Linked DNA regions of Homo sapiens: region 2 is linked to region 1. Evidence: chromatin loops called from intact Hi-C (ENCODE). Cell type or tissue: CD4-positive, alpha-beta T cell. All regions are shown on one strand. Each heading gives the region's core, and the rest is flanking DNA. Links, peaks and the distances in the headings are about the cores only.

Region 1 (11,121 bases), core at 3,207-8,206:
CAGGCCAGAGTGGGGTGACGGGGAAGACCACCTTGCACCCTGATGGTGGTGCAAGGCTCCTTCTTCAAGGAGGCCCAAGAGTTCCCAGGGAGACAGGGCATAGGCATTCAGACCAAGGGAACAGCAATGCAAAGGTAGGAAGGCCCGAGAGAGCAACACATGCCTGGGAAGGGGCAAGTGCTCTGGCATGCCCAGCACTGTGATCTTCTCCACTGTCCATAGCACATCTATCCACCAAAAGATAGGAACCCAAGTAGAAGCTGGAAAATAAGAGCAAGACTCAAGTGAGCAGCTGCCTGTTTATAAGTTGTTCACACACTAGGGGCCCAGGGCAGGGATCATACTGTGTCTACTTTAAACAAGATACAGAGGCCGGGCCACAGCTAGCACACTCAAAGCTTTACATAAGTTAGAAAAAAAGGGACTTCCCTGAACAGATGAGTTGGAAGGCGCTCCTTCCCCAGGGTTGATGCAGCCAAGGCTCTGGGCATGGCTAACAGGGCCTGGCTGGGGCTGAGCCCCTGTGCACGCCCCTCAGGTGGGAGTCCTTGGCAGGCCGAAACCTGCAATGTGGTTAGAAGTGGCTGTGCCTCATGGTTTGTGGGCTTGAGGGCAGCAATGGCCCTTCTCACGGGCTCTTCCTGCCCACTTGATTGCGGTTTCTGCTCAAGCCCTCAAAGCCCACCTCATACCTTAAACTGCCTTTGTAAGATTATAACTGAGGAAATTATGACAGTGAAAGAAATCAGACCTAACTGACTCCATCTTGCTTCTAAACTTTAAGCAAGCTGTCCTTGTTCATTCCTGGGCGTAGGCCGAACTAACTATGGGAAGGAATTCAGTTCACGGTTTGACTCTGAAACAAAATTGATAGCAGCCCTTTTCCCGAAAAGACCCTCGTCTTGCCTGGGGACTAGTCTGCCTTTGCAGGACTAACAAGTTAGCTACAAGATTAGAAATTACAGTTCAGATGTCATGCTGGCTCCAAGAGTCTGAACCTCCCCAAATTGCTCCTGGGGTAACATCACTGTTGCAAAACCTAAGATCAGGGCTTGAGATATTTTGCAGACCCTGCACTCGATGGATCAGCCACCACCACCCAGACCGGTAATCTGGTTCAACCAGTTCTGCCATCACACCCAGGAATAGAAAACAGCAAGAAAAACTCACTTCGACCCTCTGTGATTCTATCTCCAACCTGACCAATCAGCCCTCCCCATTTCCCAAGCCCCTACCCACCAAATTATCTTTAAAAGTTATAATCCACAAATGCTCGCAGAGACTGATTTGAGTAATAAAAAAACTGCAGTCTCCTGCACAGCCGGCTCTGAATAAATTACTCTTTCTCTGTTGCAATTCCCCTGTCTTGATAAATCAGCTCTATCTGGGCAGCGGGCAAGGTGAACCCACTGGACAGTTACATACCCTATCACAGCGGGGGCATTGACGGGGCAGGGCCCATCTGTGAGTTCCACTGAGCCGACTTTGTCTGCCTGGGAGTTTCCTCAAGCTCATTTCTGCGACAATCTTGCCTGAGGAGATGAAGAAAGGAGAGCAAGGGCCAGCCTTTTAGCAACTGTGAGGGCGGGGATGTCCGCACACTGGACGGCCAGGCCTGACCACTGTCGCTGGAGTCCTGGGGTGACTAAACTCTGTTCCTCCCAGACAGACAGAAGAGGTGAAGCCATGCCTCAAGAAGCCCCAGTGCCTTGAGGAGGCCTTAGGAGTCAATAGACCAGAAAAGATCAGCCCCCCACTGCTGAGGTAACTGGGGAAGGAGGAACACTGAGGAGTAGGGGGACTGGCAAGGGGGGGTAGAAAGAACAATAACAATAATAATAGGAGTGGCTGGGAGCGGTGGCTCACACCTGTAATCCTGGCACTTTGGGAGGCTGAGGTGGGCAGATCACGAAGTCAGGAGTTCGAGACCAGCCTGGCCAACATAGTGAAACCCCATCTCTACTAAAAGTATAAAAATTACCTGGGTGTGGTGGCACAAGCCTGTAGTCCCAGCTACTTGGGACACTAAGGCAGGAGAATCGCTTGAACCTGGGAGGCAGAGGTTGCAGTGAGCTGAGATCGCGCCACTGCACTCCAGCCTGGGTAACAGAGCAAGACTCCATCTCAAAAAAAAAAAAAAAAAAAAAAAAAAATTAGTAGTAGTGGCCAGGCACTGTGGCTCACGCCTGTAATCCCAGCACTTTGGGAGGCCAAGGTAGGTGGATCACGAGGCCAAGAGATCAAGACCATCCTAGCCAACATGATGAAACCCCATCTCTACTTAAAATATAAAAATTAGCTGGGCATGGTGGCGCACGCCTGTAGTCCCAGCTACTGGGGAGGCTGAGGCAGGAGAATCACTTGAATCCAGGAGGCAGAGGTTGCAGTGAGCCAAGATCGTGCCACTGCACTCCAGCCCGGGCGACAGAGCAAGACTTTGTTGCAAATAAATAAATAAATAAATATTAGTAAGACAAGTGAGTTCTGTTTGGGGGCTAAAGCTCAGGGGCTCGAGCAGTGGTCCCTGCAACTCAGCGCTCTCAGCCCTGCCTGTTTTATCACCTGGGCTCTGCAGCCTTCCTGTCCACAGTGGTAGCTACCAGGATCTTTCCCAGTGCATTTCTTTCCAGCTTAAATTGGCCAGAATTTATTAACTCCTGTTGCTTGCCACCAAGGAGTCTAATCAATAGAAGATCCAACATCTGACGCCTCCCCTCCCCCCCATGTTTTAAAGACAGTCTTTATTTTAATGAGGCCAGATTGCCCAATACGGGAGCTCAAACTGGATAAGTGGGATCTTGGTAATCACCTTTTTCCCATTCTTCCAAGGAAAGATGTAATTAAAGCCCCTAAATACAAAATGTTCAACTCAGAGAGAAGAGCAATTTTGATATGGTCCATTTCTACTTAAGCGGTAGTGTTTCTCTGTGGCCCTCTCTCGGCCAGGAGCCACAGTGGCCAGCCGAGGATGGCAGGCAGTCCATTGAGCACACACTGATGGAGCACGTACTGCATGGCCAGCACCATGCCCAGTCCTAGAAATGGCCAGACAGCAGGTAAGGATGTGAGCACAAGCCCAGAAGAGCTTTCTACAGTACAAGATGTAGCTTTACTGAAATTCCGCACATCCCAAGGAGACCATTGGCCAAGATATTGCAGTGTTGCGCGATTCCTCTTGCATCACTTTCTTTTTTTCTTTTCTCTTTTTTTTCTTTTTTTTTGGCTTCTTTATTAGTTCTATGTTTCTATTATGAAATGCAAGAAAAATATAAATTTGTCCTTCATTCTTCTACACAGCGATAATCCTGTGAGATTGTGCTGTGTAACTTTCCAGTGTGTTTTCTGTACATCCGGGGCTGTCTGTATGCCTACAGGTATTTTATAAAATGGGAATTGTGTTGCACACACTATTTTGTAATATGCATTTAAAAATTGTTTTCAGGACCTGGCGCAGTGGCTCACACCTGTAATCCCAGCACTTTGGGAGACTGAGGCGGGTGGATCACCTGAGGTCAGGAATTCAAGAACAGTGTGACCACCATGGCGAAACCCCGTCTCTACTATAAATACAAAAATTAGCTGGGCATAGTGGCGCGTGCCTTTAGTCCCAGCTACTCAGGAGACTGAGGCAGGAGAATCGCTTGAACCCGGGAGGTGAAGGTTGCAGTGAGCTGAGATCACACCACTGCACTCCAGCCTGGGTGACAGAGTGAGACTCTGTCTCAAAGAAAAAAAAATTTTTGTTCAGTCACATTATTCTTCTATTCTATCCCTCAGTTTCCTCAATGCACACAACTGTCCCGTGCCATATTTAGCCCCCAGCTTGGCTGCAAGGTGAAAGGACAGAGCTATGCACCACACCCACCCTCCAGCAATGGCTCTCAGAGGCCAGCCTCTGCTTTAGTCTCCGCTGGTTTAAAGTGAAATGGGAAAAGTGTCAACTGTGTAGTTTTCCCCAAGGCTAACCACATCCATTTTTACTTGCAAGATTATGTCCTGCTTATTTTGCTGTTGTTAAACTTCTCTTTCTTTTAGGACAGAGTATGTGTGGCAGTCATTAAAAACAAACAAACAAAACAAAACAAAAAATCCTATGTTAAAAACTTGACTACTGCTTCAATCTCCAGAGAAACTCAGTCAAGACTCACCAGCCCGTCACATGGCGATAATAAGGACACATATTCATACAAGCAAAGACCTCCAAATTTCCAGACCCTTTTATATCCATGCTTTTATCTCATCTCGAGGACAGCTCTCCAGGGCAGGTGGTATGCTCTCCCGTTTCACAGAGGAGGCAGCAGGTGGCCCCCGTGCAGCAAAGGGAGATGGTCCCGCTTACATGGCTCGTTAGCCCCAGTGGAGCAGACTCAGGTTCTCGATTCTCAACTCAGTGACCTTGGAGGGGCTCTTCCCTGAGCTGCAGCTTTGCAACCATGCATCACTGAAGAATGGAACCTGATGGAACATTCTGGAATTCCACTCCGAAAGTCCCAAAGCTACAACACACTTCAGTGGCCAGAACCTGGCCTCTGCCACTCCTGCTCACCCATTGGCCCTTGCTTGGGGCTGCATGCTTCAGCACTCTGGCGCTGCCTGTGGGGTGCAGCTGAAGGGGAAGAGCAAGCCTCACAATTGAACACTTGCAGGAAATGTCTGATACTTGGGTGTGGCCTCCTGGGTTTGATTCCTGTCCTGTAGCTCACTGGCTGTGCACTCTTGGGCAAGTGACATCACTTCTCTAGATCTCTGTTTCTTCATTTGTAAAACGAAAATAACAATGCATCCTTCAAGGCTGGGCACGGTGGCTCACGCCTGTAATCCCAGCACTTTGGGAGGCTGAGGCAGGTGGATCACTCAAGGTCAGGAGTTCGAGACCAGCCTGGTCACCATGGCAAAAATTAGCTGGGCGTGGTGGTGGGCACCTGTAATCCCAGCTACTCGGGAGTATGAGGCAGGGAGAATAGCTTGAACCCAGGAGGCGGAGGTTGCAGTGAGCCGAGATGACACCACTGCACTCCAGCCTGGGCGACAGAGCGAGACTCTGTCTCAAAAAAAAAAAAAAGAAACAAAGAAAGAAAGAAAATATTAAACACTGAAACACTAAACCACTTCTACAATAGATATAAGGTCAACAGTAAGGGGGAGGTAAATCAGTTATATGTCTTCAGTAGAATACTACACAGTCATTAAAATGCTTGTGAATTGAATGATATGGGTGGCAGGTACCTGTAATCCCAGCTACTCAGGAGGCTGAGGCAGGAGAATCGCTTGAACCCAGGAGGTGGAGGTTGCAGTGAGCTGAGATTGTGCTACTGCACTTCAGCCTGGGTGACAGAGCAAGACTCCGTCTCAAAAAAATAAAAATAAATAAATAAATAAAATACTTCCTTCATTGGCTTGTGTAAGATAATATACTAAATGTCACACCTTTAGTGTAGTAAGGGCTTAAGAAGTGTAAGTTTGTGACTTTTTTTAGCATCTGACACATAGGAGGGGCTTAAAATATTTTCAATAGTTGAATAATTAAATAGATGAATGAACGAAAATGGAAATTTGAGGTTTAGTGAGCCTCTTGATGTCTCTGCTATCTAAGTCGTGGTCCTCAGGAGCCTGCTGTAAAGATGGATAAGGATAGGGGTGGGGGTGGGAGGGGCCATCACCACCCTGGTACTCCCCCACTCCACCCCCACTGCCCCCAAAGAAACAGGCAGTGGAAATTAAAAAGCAGGGCTAAAGGGGATGTAACACAGACGTAAATTTTGAGAAGAGAGGGATCATTTATTGTAAGATGTGTTCTCAGCGTGGGGTCCTTCCTTTCCTGGGAAATATGACCTCCAGGTGATCTGGATTCCAAAAGGAGAGAAAAGACATGGCTAGGGAAGGGGTGTCCAGTGAGGGCCCTAACATGCAGCCCTTCGGAGGGGCGAAGACAATGACTCAGCCTGGCCAACGCCCTGAACTCTGACTGTCTGTTTCCTCTATGCTGATTGAGTTCAGCAGCCGGCAACCGATGAGACTCCTAGGAAGGGCTCCAGAATCACTGATAGCTGACGGAGGCTTGGCAGCGTGGGGGCCCTCCGAGCCTGGGAAGGTGGGCTTATGTAAATACTGTAATGCAGAGGGTGCTGGAGCCGCATCAAGAGCCAGCTCAGCTGCTGTGCGCTACTGACACAGCCATTCCTGTCTTGGGCCTCAACAACTTCCTCACAAATGAAAATGTTGAACAAAATGAGCTCTCCAAGCCCTGCCAGCCAGGTCTGATGGAAGAGTGTAGGGAGTTAGGCCTTGAAAAGCTGCTCCGCACTGCCCCCTGGTGTCATTGGCTACAGTGACCATTGTCCTCAAACCTCTGGTGTCCATCCACCCACCCCCTCATCCACCTATACGCCCATCCATCCGTCCATCCATCCATGAGCCTGGTACATCTCTGAAGAGTGTGTCAGCTTTTCATTTCGGGGGTAAGGGGAGAAAGGGACCTGGGCCCACATATGGGGGCAATGCTGACCTGAACAAGCAGAGCCACAAGGAGAAGGGGTGACCAGACGGTACCTGGAGCTTGGAACAGTTGTCTGGACTCAGAGGTATTGAGTGACACCCAAATGAGGGAACTGGGCTCCCTGCTCCTGGTGGCAGCTTGAATGATGGTTCTTTGGATTTTTAAGGATGAAACCATCCTGGAAAGTGGACCTTGAGATATAGATCATTTGTCTATTTCATACATACACACACACACACACACCCAATATAGCAATGCTATTGTGGGGATATATATCAGACTTGATGGTTGTCCTTTTGAACTCTATCAGGTGACTTGCAAATTTCCCACAGTATGAGTCCTGCCTCCCCAAGGGAAAGGTCAACACTGGCTTTCCCATCTCCCTTGCACCAAGGCATGTACCCTAAGCTTAGACCACCAGACATACCGTGAGAGACTTGCCTTTGCAGGAGAGGACAAGCTAGGGTTTCACAGAATCCATTTATGGGCAAGAGTTTAGGGCACAATCAAGAGGCTTCTAGGATCTCACATCCAGAACCAGTGGTGCAAGCCAGGCATGGTGTCTGTGCTGTAGTGTGGTGACACTGAGTGTTCCACTGGAGCAGCCTTCATCATGTGACATCGTTCCAGGCTGGGAAGTCTTCACGGTCAATTCTCTGGCCCTCCCATCGGAGAGCCTGTGAATTACATTATACCTTTTTCTGTTTAATCCAGCCAGAATGGGTGTGTGTGTGTGTGTGTGTGTGTGTGTGTGTGTAACTGTTGCTCCTCCTGTGCTAATGTTTTGTTCAGCCTTAGAGGCCTCTGGCCTGGCTTCATTAGACTCCTGACTCCCCAGACAAATAACCAGACTTAGCTGAGCAGCTTCCGAATGGCAAGCCCCATGTCCTCTCTTTCTACAACCCATGCAGGAAGGACGCTCTAAGGCCTGGATAACTTTCTCCCAGTTTACTTTTCCTCTCCCCAAACTGCATTGCAAAACCAGCCATTTCTGTCCAGCCAACCACTTCATCTCCCCTTTCTCCTCCTCTCTCGCAATTCCTGTGAAACACACACATACACACACACACACACACACACACACAAGCAAGAGAGTGAGAGAAAGAGAGAAAGACAGAGGCGTGAGGTGAGGTCAGTGACTCCTAGGCCATAAATTCTGGAATAATGACTCCCTGGTGAACTGACTGACACAGTGCTTTCTCTTTTCTCATAATTTGCATTATAGGAATCTATTCCTCATATTTTGATGCATGGAGAAATCTCTTTCTTTTTTGCGGGGGAGGGGAAATAAAACTTTCTTTTTTCTTTTTTTCTTTTTCTTTTTTTTTTTTTGAGACAGTCTCGCTCTGTGGCCCAGGCTGGAATGCAATGGTGCAATCTTGGCTCACTTCAACCTCCGCCTCTCAGGTTCAAGTGATTCTCCTGCCTCAGCCTCCTGAGTAGCTGGGATTATAGGCGCGTGCCACCATGCCTGGCTAATTTTTTGTATTTTTAGTAGAGACGGGGTTTCACCACGTTGACCAGGCTGGTCTTGAACTCCTGACCTCAGATGATCCACCTGCCTCAGCCTCCCAAATTGCTGAGATTACAGGTGTGAGCCACCGCCCCCAGCAGGGAGATAAAATTCTCTGAATTCAGCTTTTTCCAACTCCTTAATAGGTAACATTTACTGACCTCTCACTATGTAACAAGCACCTTACTTGTGGTGACTCAGCTAAGTCTCACAACAATCCTGTGCAGAAGAAGAACATTGTTATTATTATCATCCCCATTTTACAGGTGAGAAGACTGAGGCAGAAGAATATAATGATCGGGAGACGTTGGGTTACAACTAACAGGAATCCAACTCAAATAAAACAAACAGAAATGGAGGAGAAGAAAGGAGAGAAGGAGGATAAAAGGGAGGAGGAGGAAAAGAAAAAGAAAGAAAAAAAGAAATGCACTGGCCTGGATAAGCAAAAAATCCAGGCAGTGACTTTAGCTTTAGGCACATCTGGATCCAGGGATGCAAACAACAACAACTTATTTGGGCACCTGTCCTCACCTCTGACTCTTTTCTCTGAATTGGGTTTGTTTCAGGAAGCCCATCCATCCCCTAGTGGAGGCAAAGAGGCCATAGCAGCTCTTGCCCACTTCCTACCAGCTCAGCAGACTCTTCCAGCACTATCCTCACACTTCCCAAGGGTGGCTCTTGTAGGCAGGGTGGGGTCTCATGCCCATCAGGAATCTGGACCGACAGAGGAAGGGCAGGTTCATAAGAAAAGTCAGGGTGCTGAGACCAAAAGATGGGACAAGGGATTCTGGGTGGGCTAAAACAGGGGGTCCCCAACAGATTAAGTTGCATAGAAAGTAAGCTGTCCAAATTCAAAGCCAGGTGTGATTTCATCTGAGGTCCATGAATGGCCCAGGAGATCTGGATCTCGTCCTGGTTTTGTCACTAATTGGCTGGTTAGAGGCTCACTTGTCCCATTTGCAAAATAGAAATAATAATACCTGTCCAGTCTCCGTCACTGAGTTATTACAGAAATCAAATTAGACCTTGAATTCGAAAGCACTTTGAAAAGTCAGATACACAGTACTATATTATTCATTTGTATATTTTCCATTGGTTGGTTGAAATCAGCTTAAAATTCTCTATATTTTCCCATAGAAAATATAATTCCCATTCTTATTTTCTTTTTCAAAAACTCATTATGAAAGCAACACATCCTATAAGCAATTTGAAAATATAGAGAAGAAAAAGAAAGAAAAGTGAAATAAAAGAAAAAGAAAAGGCTGGGCGCAGTGGCTCACGCCTGCAATCCCAGCACTTTGGGAGGCTGAGGTGGGTGGATCATGAGGTCAGGAGTTCGAGACCAGCCTGGCCAACACAGTGAAACCTCGTCTCTACTAAAAATACAAAAAATTAGCCAGGCATGGTGGCGGGCGCCTGTAATCCCAGCTTCTTGGGAGGCTGAGGCAGGAGAATCGCTTGAACCCGGGAGGCAGAGGTTGCAGTGAGCAGAGATCGTGCCATTGCACTCCAGCCCAGGCGACAGTGCAAGACTCTGTCTCAGAAAAGAAAAAGAAAAAGAAAAAATCACCCATAGTCTCACCATCCTTAAATAACTATTATTAGCATTTTGGTATTCTTTCTTTCTTATCTCTTCTGTGTATATGCCCACATGTATATTTTTGAAAAAAAAAATATGATAATATTACAATGCTCTTTCAAAATCTGCTTTTTCCCCATCAATAATATTGCAGTCTTTCATGTGGCACTAAATAGTTTTCTACTACTTCAATTTAATGGCAGAATAGTTTCCCATTGTTTAACAAAATACTTCTTGTTAGCTATTTAACTATTTGTAATTTTTCCCTGTTAGCAAAAATCTACCCAATCTAGAAAATTTTCTAGATATGAAATTTTGGATTGGGTTCATGTGCATATGTGTGTGCATGCATGAGTGTGTGTGTGTGCTTAACTTTTGCTCCTCCTGTGCTAATGTTTTGTTCAGCCTCAGAGGCCCCTGGCCTGGCCTCATCAGATTCCTGACTCCCTAGACAAATAACCAGCCTTAGTTGAGCAGCTTCTGAGTGCAAGCCCCATGTCCTGTCTTTCTACAACCCATGCAGGAAGGAGGCTCTAAGGCCTGGCTAACTTTCTCCTAGCTTACAAATTTTGCAAAACTAAGGCTTTAATATCTATTGCACTTCTGGAAAGTTTGCACCAAATCACACTCTCATGAGCAGTGGCCACGTATCCATTCCCCATCACCAATTATAGTAGGTATGACCATGTTGTAAAACTCTAACAATTGTGATAACCTTTTTCTTTTCAAATTTAGATCTGTGGCTGCTTCCCCTTGATTACTTTTTGCAGGTGGAGACTCTTGTCTCCTTCCTGGTTTGTTCAAGGTGTCAAAAAGTTCTGAGCGTTGGTGGCTTGGAAAATTCTATAGTTTGCAGGGCTAAATCGGAAGACCAAAGTTCACATTCCACACCCACATTTAGAAGCCATGTGACTTTTGATAATCTACTCAATTTTGCTGAGCTACAGCGTCTATATGTATAAAATAGAGATCTATATCCAGAATGTTCTGAGAATTGAAAAAAAAATAAAAGGAAATCTAGTCCTGACACGGGCTTGCCTAGCTCACATACCTGTGATCAAATGAAAATGGATGTGAAAGCCCTTTCAAGAGGCATGGTCCTCAGCACACACAAGAGATGCCTTGTGTTTGCTCATTCAGCTTGCTCCACTGTGGTAGTCTCCACAATGGCTCCCAGTGAAGGATGTTTCCTGGTATTCATCCCCTTGTGTGTTGTCTTCTCCTCTTAAAGCAAGGCTGGTCCTGTGCCCTGTTTTTAAATAACAGAATGCAGTGGCTGGGCCAGCACTTTGGGAGGCTGAGGCGGGCGGATCACCTCAGGTCAGTAGTTCAAGATAAGCCTGGCCGATATGGTGAAACCCCGTCTCTACAAAAAATACAAAAATTAGCCAGGCATGATGGCACGCGCCTGTAATCCCAGCTACTCGGGAGGCTGAAGCAGGAGAATCGCTTGAACCTGGGAGGCAGAGGTTGCACTGAGCCAAGATGGCGCCATTGCACTCCAGTCTGGGAAACAAAAGTGAAACTCCGTCT
Region 2 (8,060 bases), core at 83-5,082, 370 kb before region 1:
ACAGGAAGTTCGAATAATTGCTCTAAGATGGCAGAAGTTTCACTCCACATTGTTTACCAATATGATTTAATCTGGCCGTTTAAATTAACATATTGATGGTCTGAAATATATATACATGTTGTTTTTACTATTGTTTTCAAATGAATGAGGTATGTCTTTATCTTCTGACATGAAAAATTTTCGTGATATACTGTCTAGTGGGACAGAAGTTTCGGGACAGAATGTACCATATGATTCCATTTTGTAAAAATTAATCAATCAATTAAACAAACAAATCTATATGTATCTATCGAAAAGAGAATCCAGCTAGGCATGGTGGTGTACATGTGTAGTCCCAGGTACTTAGGATGCTGAGGCAGGAGGATAGCTTGAGCCCAGGAGTTCAACGCTGCAGTAAGTTCATACTACTGCAGTCCACTCTGGACTACAGAAGGAGAGCTCGTCTCTAAAAAAATGGGAAAAAAAAGAGGAGAAAAATAAAAGAAGAATCCACTCTACTACTTAAAGGTCAGGGGAATTGAGCCTTCCATTTATATTTTACATTTCTGTGTTGCTAATTTTTTAACTATATGGAAGTTTATTAATGATGCAATCCCTGATTTAAGATACAAGAAATGCATCAGAAATCCAGATGTCAATGTCCTATACAGATTCTTGCTTTGAAAATATGTTCTGAGAGCAATGTGATTGCAGTCCTTGGAAAATCTTCTCTGACTGTTGCTGCAACTTTACTTATTTATTTTAAATCTGTACATATTTAATGCATACAGCTTGATGAGTTTGGAGATAAGTATACATCCATGAAACCATTTCCACAATCTATGCCATAAACATATCAATTACCTCCAAAAGTTTCCTCCCACCCTCATTATAATTTGTGTTAAGAACACTTGACATTGATCTACCATCTTAGCAAATTTTTAAGTATAAAATGCAATATTATTAACTCTAGGCACTATGTTGTACAGATGTCTAGGACCTATTCATGTTGCATAACTGAAATTTTTTGTGCCCTTTGACCAATAGTTCCCCATCTTCCTTTGCCATATGGCCCTGGCAACCACCATTCTACTTTCTGATTCTACGAGTTTGACTATACCTGATACCTCATATAATTGGTATCATGTAGTATTTGTCCTTCTGTGTTAGGCTTATTTCACTTAGCATAATGTGCTCCAGGTTCATTCATGTTGTCGCAAATGGCAAGATTCTTTCTCTTTTAAGTCTAAATAATATTCCACTGTATGTATATATACACCACATTTTCTTTATCCATTTGTCCTTTGGAAATTTAGGTTGCTTGCACGTCTTGGCTATTGTGAATAATGCCGCAGTGAACACAGGAGTGAAGATATCTCTTCAGTATACTGATTTTGATTCCTTTGGATATATGCCCAGAAGTGGGATTTTTTAATCATATTATATTTTTAATTTTTCAAGAAACTTCCAAACTGTTTTCCACTGTGGCTACACCAATTTACGTTTCCACCAACAGTGTAGAAGGATTCCCTTTTCTTTACTTTCTCGCTTGTTGAATTTTTAAAGTATCACCTTTGAAAGATAAATACAGTATTTTTTAAAACAAAAATATTTCTCCAGGCATGGTGGCTCACGCCTGTAATTCCAGCATTTTGGGAAGATGAGGCAGATGGATCGCTTGAGCCCAGGAGTTCGAGACCAACCTGGCCAACATGGTGAGACCCTATCTCTACAAAAAATACAAAAATTAGCTGGGCTGGTGTCATGCTCCTGTGGTCCTAACTACTCGGGAAGCCGAGATGGGAGGATCACCTGAGCTTGGGAAGTTGACACTGCAGTGAGCTGAGATCAAGCCCCTCCACTCCAGCCTGGGTGACAGAGTGAGAACCTGTCTCAAAAAAAGAAAAAAAAATCAAGAAACGCAAGCCACTGGTTTCCACAGCAAGTCTTGACCATAGCTCCACACCACAAGGGGGTGCTGTGGGATTCTGAATGAGTCACATCACTGGCACCTCAGTTTCCCCTCTGTAAAACGAGGATAACACCCCCCTCACCGGGAGGTGGCGGAGCTGAAAAGATGTGGCTGTGAAAGCGAGTGGGTCTGAGTGGGTTCTGGGAGACTGCCTTTAATTTTCCTAAATTTGAATGGGGGTTGGGATAAGGTGAGACCAAAGAATCCCTGTTCTGGTCGATTATGTTTCTAAAACTAGAACTAAGAATTCAGTGCTTAGCTTCCTCCTCTGACCTAAGTCTCTTCTCACACTCCTATTCAAAGTGCTGGGGTGGAAGGAAGCTTGAAGTCACCCTGTCCTCAAAGAATCTGACAAAAGTTATGCACCTGAATCCCAGAAAACTGCATGGAAAGCTGAATTTTAAATATAATTCCTGGAGATTCCCAGGCCCACGTGAAGGATCCTTCATTGATTTAATTCAGGCACCTTATTTTACCCAGGAGAACAAAATTTAGAAATTAAGGCCACTGAACCTGGCTGTTAATGGCTCACAGATTCCCCATCCCCAAGAATTGCTCTGGGTATAAGACCCACCTACAATGCAGTGGTGTGATTTATGCTCCTGAAAGCACATCCTCTGCCAGGTGCAGTGGCTCAAGCCTGTAATCCCAGCACTTTGGGAGGCCCATGAGGGTGGATCACCTGAGCTCAGGAATTCGAGACTGACCTGGGCAACATGGCAAAACCCCATCTCTACAAAAAATTTAAAAAGTAGCCTGGTGTGGTGGCAGCTACTTAGGAGGCTGAGGTGGGAGGATTGCTTGAGCCCTGAAGGCAGAGGTTGCAGTGAGCTGAGATTGTGCTACTGCACTCCAGCCTGGGTGACAAAGTGAGACCCCGTCTCAATACATACATAAATTTAAAAAAGTGCATCCTTGCTTGCCTCTTTCCCCCTCCCTGGTCTGTTTTCCTCATGAGCTTTTCCTGAAGAGCATATGCCCAGTAAATCACACACACCTCAACCTCTGTCTGGGGCTCTCCTAGGGAATCTGACCTCATACTAGTACCAAGTGTCACTGGCATCATTTTATAGATTCCAGACATTGATAACATGTGATGACAATACACTGATAAGATATCTAACTGCTCTCTTCACTTTATAAAATCATGCTTGGGACCTCAGAGATCATTTAGTCATCTTAGAGGTGAGGACATGTATTATATATATGTAGATATATACTTTATATTATTTATATATTTATTCTCCTGCTTTTTCCACTTAATATCATAACATGACGATTTCTCTTTACTTCTTTTTTTGTGGCTCCATTTGGTAAGCTTTGTAAAAAGAACTTGTATTTGGGGCCGGGTGTGGTGGCTCACACCTGTAATCCCAGCCCTTTGGGAGGCTGAGGTGGGCAGATCACCTGAGGTCATGAGTTCAAGACCAGCTTGGCCAACATGGTGAAACCCCGTCTCTACCAAAAATACAAAAAAATTAGCCGGACATCATGGTGGGCACTTGTAATCCCAGCTACTCGGGAGAATGAGGCAGGAGAATCGCTTGAACCCGGGGGGCAGAGGTTGCAGTGAGCTGAGATGGTGCCACTGCACTCCAGCCTGGGTGACAGAGCGAGACTCCATCACAAAACAAAACAAAACAAAACAAAAACAAAAACAAAAAACTTTTAAGTTCAGGGGTACATGTGCAGATTTGTTATATAGGTAAACCTGTGTCTTGGGAGTTTGTTGTACAGATTATTTCATCACACAGGTGTTAAGCCTAGTACCCATTAGTTATTTTTCCTGATCCTTTCCCTTCTCCTACCCTCTACCCTCTGGAAGGCTCCAGTGTCCACTGTTCCTCCTCTATGTGTCCATGTGTTCTCAACATTTAGCTCCCACTTATAAGTGAGAACGTGTGGTATTTGGTTTTCTCTTCCTGTGTTAGTTTGCTAAGGATAACGAGCTCAAGCTCCATTCATGTTCCTGCAAAGGACATGATCTTGTTTTTTTATAGCTGTATAGTATTCCATGGTGTATATGTAGCACATTTTCCTGACACAGTCCACTATTGATGGGCATTTAGGCTGATTCCATGTCTTTGCTGTGAATAGTGCTGCAATGAACATATGTGTGCATGTCTTTATGATAGAACGATTTCTATTCCTTTGGATTTCCCTTTACTTCTGTCTTTATAAAGATACTTGTGAAAAGATGCATAATATTCTAATCTATGAAGGTAGCTTTTTTAAACCTAATATACTCAAATGGAATAGTTATTTGTATTTTTATTATTATAAATTATAAAAGGGAATGTCTTTATGTAAATATTTGTTTCTGTGTTTCAGGGGTTTTTTCCCTTAGGAAAAATCTTCTAGAAATAGTTACTGGGCCACAGGGTATGATATGTATTGCAAATTTTTCAAAAAATTTTTACCAACTTAACATTCCCAACCACAATGCTGTCTGGCAATTTGAACCCTCTTGCCAATATCAAGTGTTATTTTTATAAAAACAAACCCCAAACTCTGACTTAAAGTGAAAAGAACTCACTGCTCCATTAATTTATCTTTATTTACAGTAAAGTTGATTTTTTCATATATTTATTAGCCATTTATTTTTCCTGTTTGGGGGCGTTTTCCCCCTTGTGTAGGGCTTTACTAATGAATTTGTACAGTTTTTGACAGCCACTCTGAAAAAATATTATACTAGTTGTGGACTTTGTTACTAAGCCCTTGATTTAGAGATATTTATGCTATAATTTCTCCAGAGCAACATTTTTTACCTGTTCTGTGGCAAAGTGTATGGGGAAAGATTTGAGTCTGGAGAAATTCCATTAGTAATTAACACTCAACCAAATTTACCTCCCTCGCTACAGGCAAGACGGAATGTCTTTAAGAGAGGATTTCTAAACATAAAATGTAATGTGATAATTAAACAAAATATTTAAAGTGGAATGGAGGCAGAAATGAAAACAACCAGAAAACACTTACATATTTATGAAAAAACACAAAGTGGGCAGATGACATTGTTCAAAATGCTAGGGTTAGGGCAATGTAACCCATGTGCCTCGAAGATACTAACAAATTCAGACATCCCTAATGTTAGGTTTGTCTTAGGATTTCAACTTGTGGTTTTAAAAATGTTTCTCATTTGGTTGTTTTCTTATTTCAGAAATAAAGTTGACACTAAGAAAAATCCAATTGGATAGATAATCAACACTGCAAGTCAAGCAAGTGTTTTAGCCTCCTTCTCAGTGCAGTGTTATCATTTATCTGTTTTCATGATTAAAAAAATTAAGTGCTGACAGTTTTTCAAGAGACAAGATTAAATTCTGTACTGAAATTCTTCAAGCTTGAGCTCTAGCCAGAGGTGAACTTTATTTTGGAAAATCTGAGAAAATAAGCTCCATTAATTCTGAGGTGTGGAAAGAAAGATCTTGAAATACCCCTCACTTCTCCAGACACATTATTTAACCTAGCACATTCCTTACAGCAGCTGTTCCAAATCTTTTCCACTTTCCCCAAACCCTCCTAAGCCGTATGGAGAAGGCAGATGCTGGGTGACCTTCCTTGTCCAAGCTCCTCCCATCTCCAAATGCCCCCATGTCTACTCCCACTGAATCATAAATTCTTTTAGGACAGCCCACTGTCTTTCCTTTACACTCCCCTTCTCCTAGTCCAAAACGGAGTGCCCTGTTCATAAGAATGGTTCACTAAGAGTTTAAAAAGGAATGATTGGGGCAAAATCAACTTAAACAACATGGATCCTAGATTTTGCTGGTAGTCAGACCCTGACTAGAGTCAGTTTCCTTGGAATAATGAACTAAGGCAGGAACACAGCAGAGTGCCCCATACAGGCCTAAGTTAGAACCTGGTCCTACCACTCATTAACTGGGTGATCCGGGACAAATTAACCTCTCAACCCCACTCCCCCTCATTCTTCAGATACTTCATCTCAAAAAATGAGGAACATAGAAATTCCTGGCTCTTAGAGCTCTTAGGAGGATTAAATCAGAGAATGGAGTTGGTGCAGAATGTACCAGTTAATAAGCGCTCAAAATAGCTGTAATACATGTTGTCATATATCTTCAATATATCAAACCTCTGAATAATTTGCCAGGTTTGCAAACTGTTTTCCTAATCTCTTTCTGCCTTATGCAGGCAAACCTCAGTTTAAAAAAAGGAAAGAGGGTGTTGAAGGAGAGCTGATGGGAATTGTTTCTCAGCTCCTTCACCCTGATTTTAGAACTTTGATCTACCTCTGAAGCCAGGAAAACCTGCACCTCCCCCACTCCAGGATGGAGGACAGAACACATGACCTCTGCTTTACTTCGCCATCGGCTCTATGTACCGCGACTCCCTCTCCGATTCTAGTAGTCCCTAGCTCAGTGCCTGGCGTAGGGTGGCGCGCAACAGTCTGCACAGTTGAGTTGCTTAAATCCCCACGTCCCTTCTCACGAATGGACTCTGGGCAGAGTTGCTTACTTCTGTACCTGCCTGCTTGCATCTTAGAGATCATTTTTGTTCTGCAGACTCTAAAGCTCTTCCTCTGATTCCTATCAGAGCATAACTCAATCACAAAGATTTCAGGGCGGACTATTCCATATGCATTGATTATTTGTCGGTTCACTTAGTAAACATTTATTCAATGCCTACTGTGCTTTTTAAAAAAAGAAGAGCACATGTTTAGCTATAGAAGAACTTGTTTGCTTTTTTCCCCCTCAGATCCTTTAAACTCCGGTGAGGTTACCTTTCTCTTTTTGAGGCTTTAAAATAATGTCTGACTATAGTGACATCTACTGGTAAAACTGAGCTCTAAGCCAAGGGAATCATAAGCACCTAGCCTGTTATTTTGACAGTTCTTTTTTCCCTAAGTGTGGTCCAGGCGGATGTCCAAATCAACATTCTTTGATAATAAGAACTACTAAACCACTTCATTAAAGTCACTTTCCTGCTAATGATTTCTGAATCTTAAAAGCTGTTCTGTTTAAAATACTACCGCTATCCTTGCTGAAAAATCACAGACCAAGATGCCAGGCAGCCTTTTGAAAGGACCATACTTAAGAAAGTGCACAGAACCTTAGAAAGATATTGCATTAAAGTAACTCATATTGAATTGAATGGCTGCAAGCCCTGGCTAACACAGCATTGCTATGAACTGATGGATTCCAGGACATTTCAGTTCACGAATGAATTATTATTTAAAAGTTAATTTGTATGCCATGTGGCAGATACGATAACAAAGAGATGAGGTCACCGGATTCTTCTATTAAAGAAGTCATTGGTCAGGTTTAGGATTTTATTTTACACATAATGAAGTATTCAGTTGTTAAATTCTCAAGGTATCCATCAACAGGACATTTAACACAACATAAATACTGTGCATTTGCTGAAAAGAAAAGCAGGAAGGAATAAGAAATAATGCTTTTATAATATTAGTAAATTATATTTTCTAAAATGGAAAAATAAAGCTTTTTTAAGAATAGATTTTTAATTACCTTGAATTCTGGGAGAGAAACAACTATATAATTCTCCAGTAATTTGTTGCTAGCTTGCAAAATGTTAACTACGTCTGCTGGTGCCAATGAGTTTTATCAATCAAGATGCGTTTGGCTAGATGTCCTCATGGCAGCAAGAGGCTGAAGCAGCTCTAGCACCACCTCCTTACACAAACAGAAAACACTCTTCAGAAGCCTCATTGTGAGAACAAGCAACTCTTTCCCAGAGGTGTTGCCTGCAGACTGCCTCTCACGTATCATTGGTCAGAACTGGTTACTTTGCCCCTTTCTAAGCCAATCACTGGCAAGAGGATTGGAATGTTTGGTTTAGAGACTAATTGAAATTCACCCCTACCTTAGCCCCTCCTCTGGGTTTGGGTTGGGTGCACTTTCATCAGCGCGTGGCACGAGAACTTAAAACTGGGGAGATTCAAGCAAGGAAAAAGGGAGGAGGTTGAATTTGGGTAAGGAAACAATGGTGTCTACTACAATCAAGAGGTGAATGTGTGGGGAGGATAATGAGGCAGATGTGGGTCTCTAGAAATCTGCGTCGGATGGGAAGAACGAGGGTGCCAACCCAAGAGAAATGCTGGAGCGAGAGAAATGTTTGTTTGATTTTGTTTGGT

Evidence for each region. A loop is a pair of places that touch in the nucleus more often than their neighbours do. Peaks named below come from ENCODE experiments on the same cell type or tissue, not always from the same donor. Only the 100,000 strongest peaks of a DNase experiment are listed, where the experiment ranks them.
Region 2: it touches region 1 in a loop (12-fold over the local background); 4 of 110 quality-filtered maps call a loop at or near these places.

What each region holds. Positions count from the first base shown.
Region 1 is chr10:93,550,156-93,561,276 of GRCh38, reverse strand. LOC105378436 (a long non-coding RNA gene) reads right to left here and starts at 4,798. Exons shown (of 3, transcript XR_946212.2): 1 at 4,149-4,798; 2 at 1,426-1,532; 3 at 174-260. RefSeq lists an enhancer at 4,566-5,066. In CD4-positive, alpha-beta T cell, for the core only: CTCF peaks have their summits at 6,128 and 6,327 (motif pointing left); DNase peaks (open chromatin) are centred at 5,956 and 6,296; H3K27me3 peaks cover 593 bases.
Region 2 is chr10:93,915,431-93,923,490 of GRCh38, reverse strand. No RefSeq gene overlaps it. Among named protein-coding and RNA genes, the nearest start is that of SLC35G1, 25 kb to the right of the region's middle. In CD4-positive, alpha-beta T cell, for the core only: a CTCF peak has its summit at 1,963 (motif pointing right); a DNase peak (open chromatin) is centred at 1,960.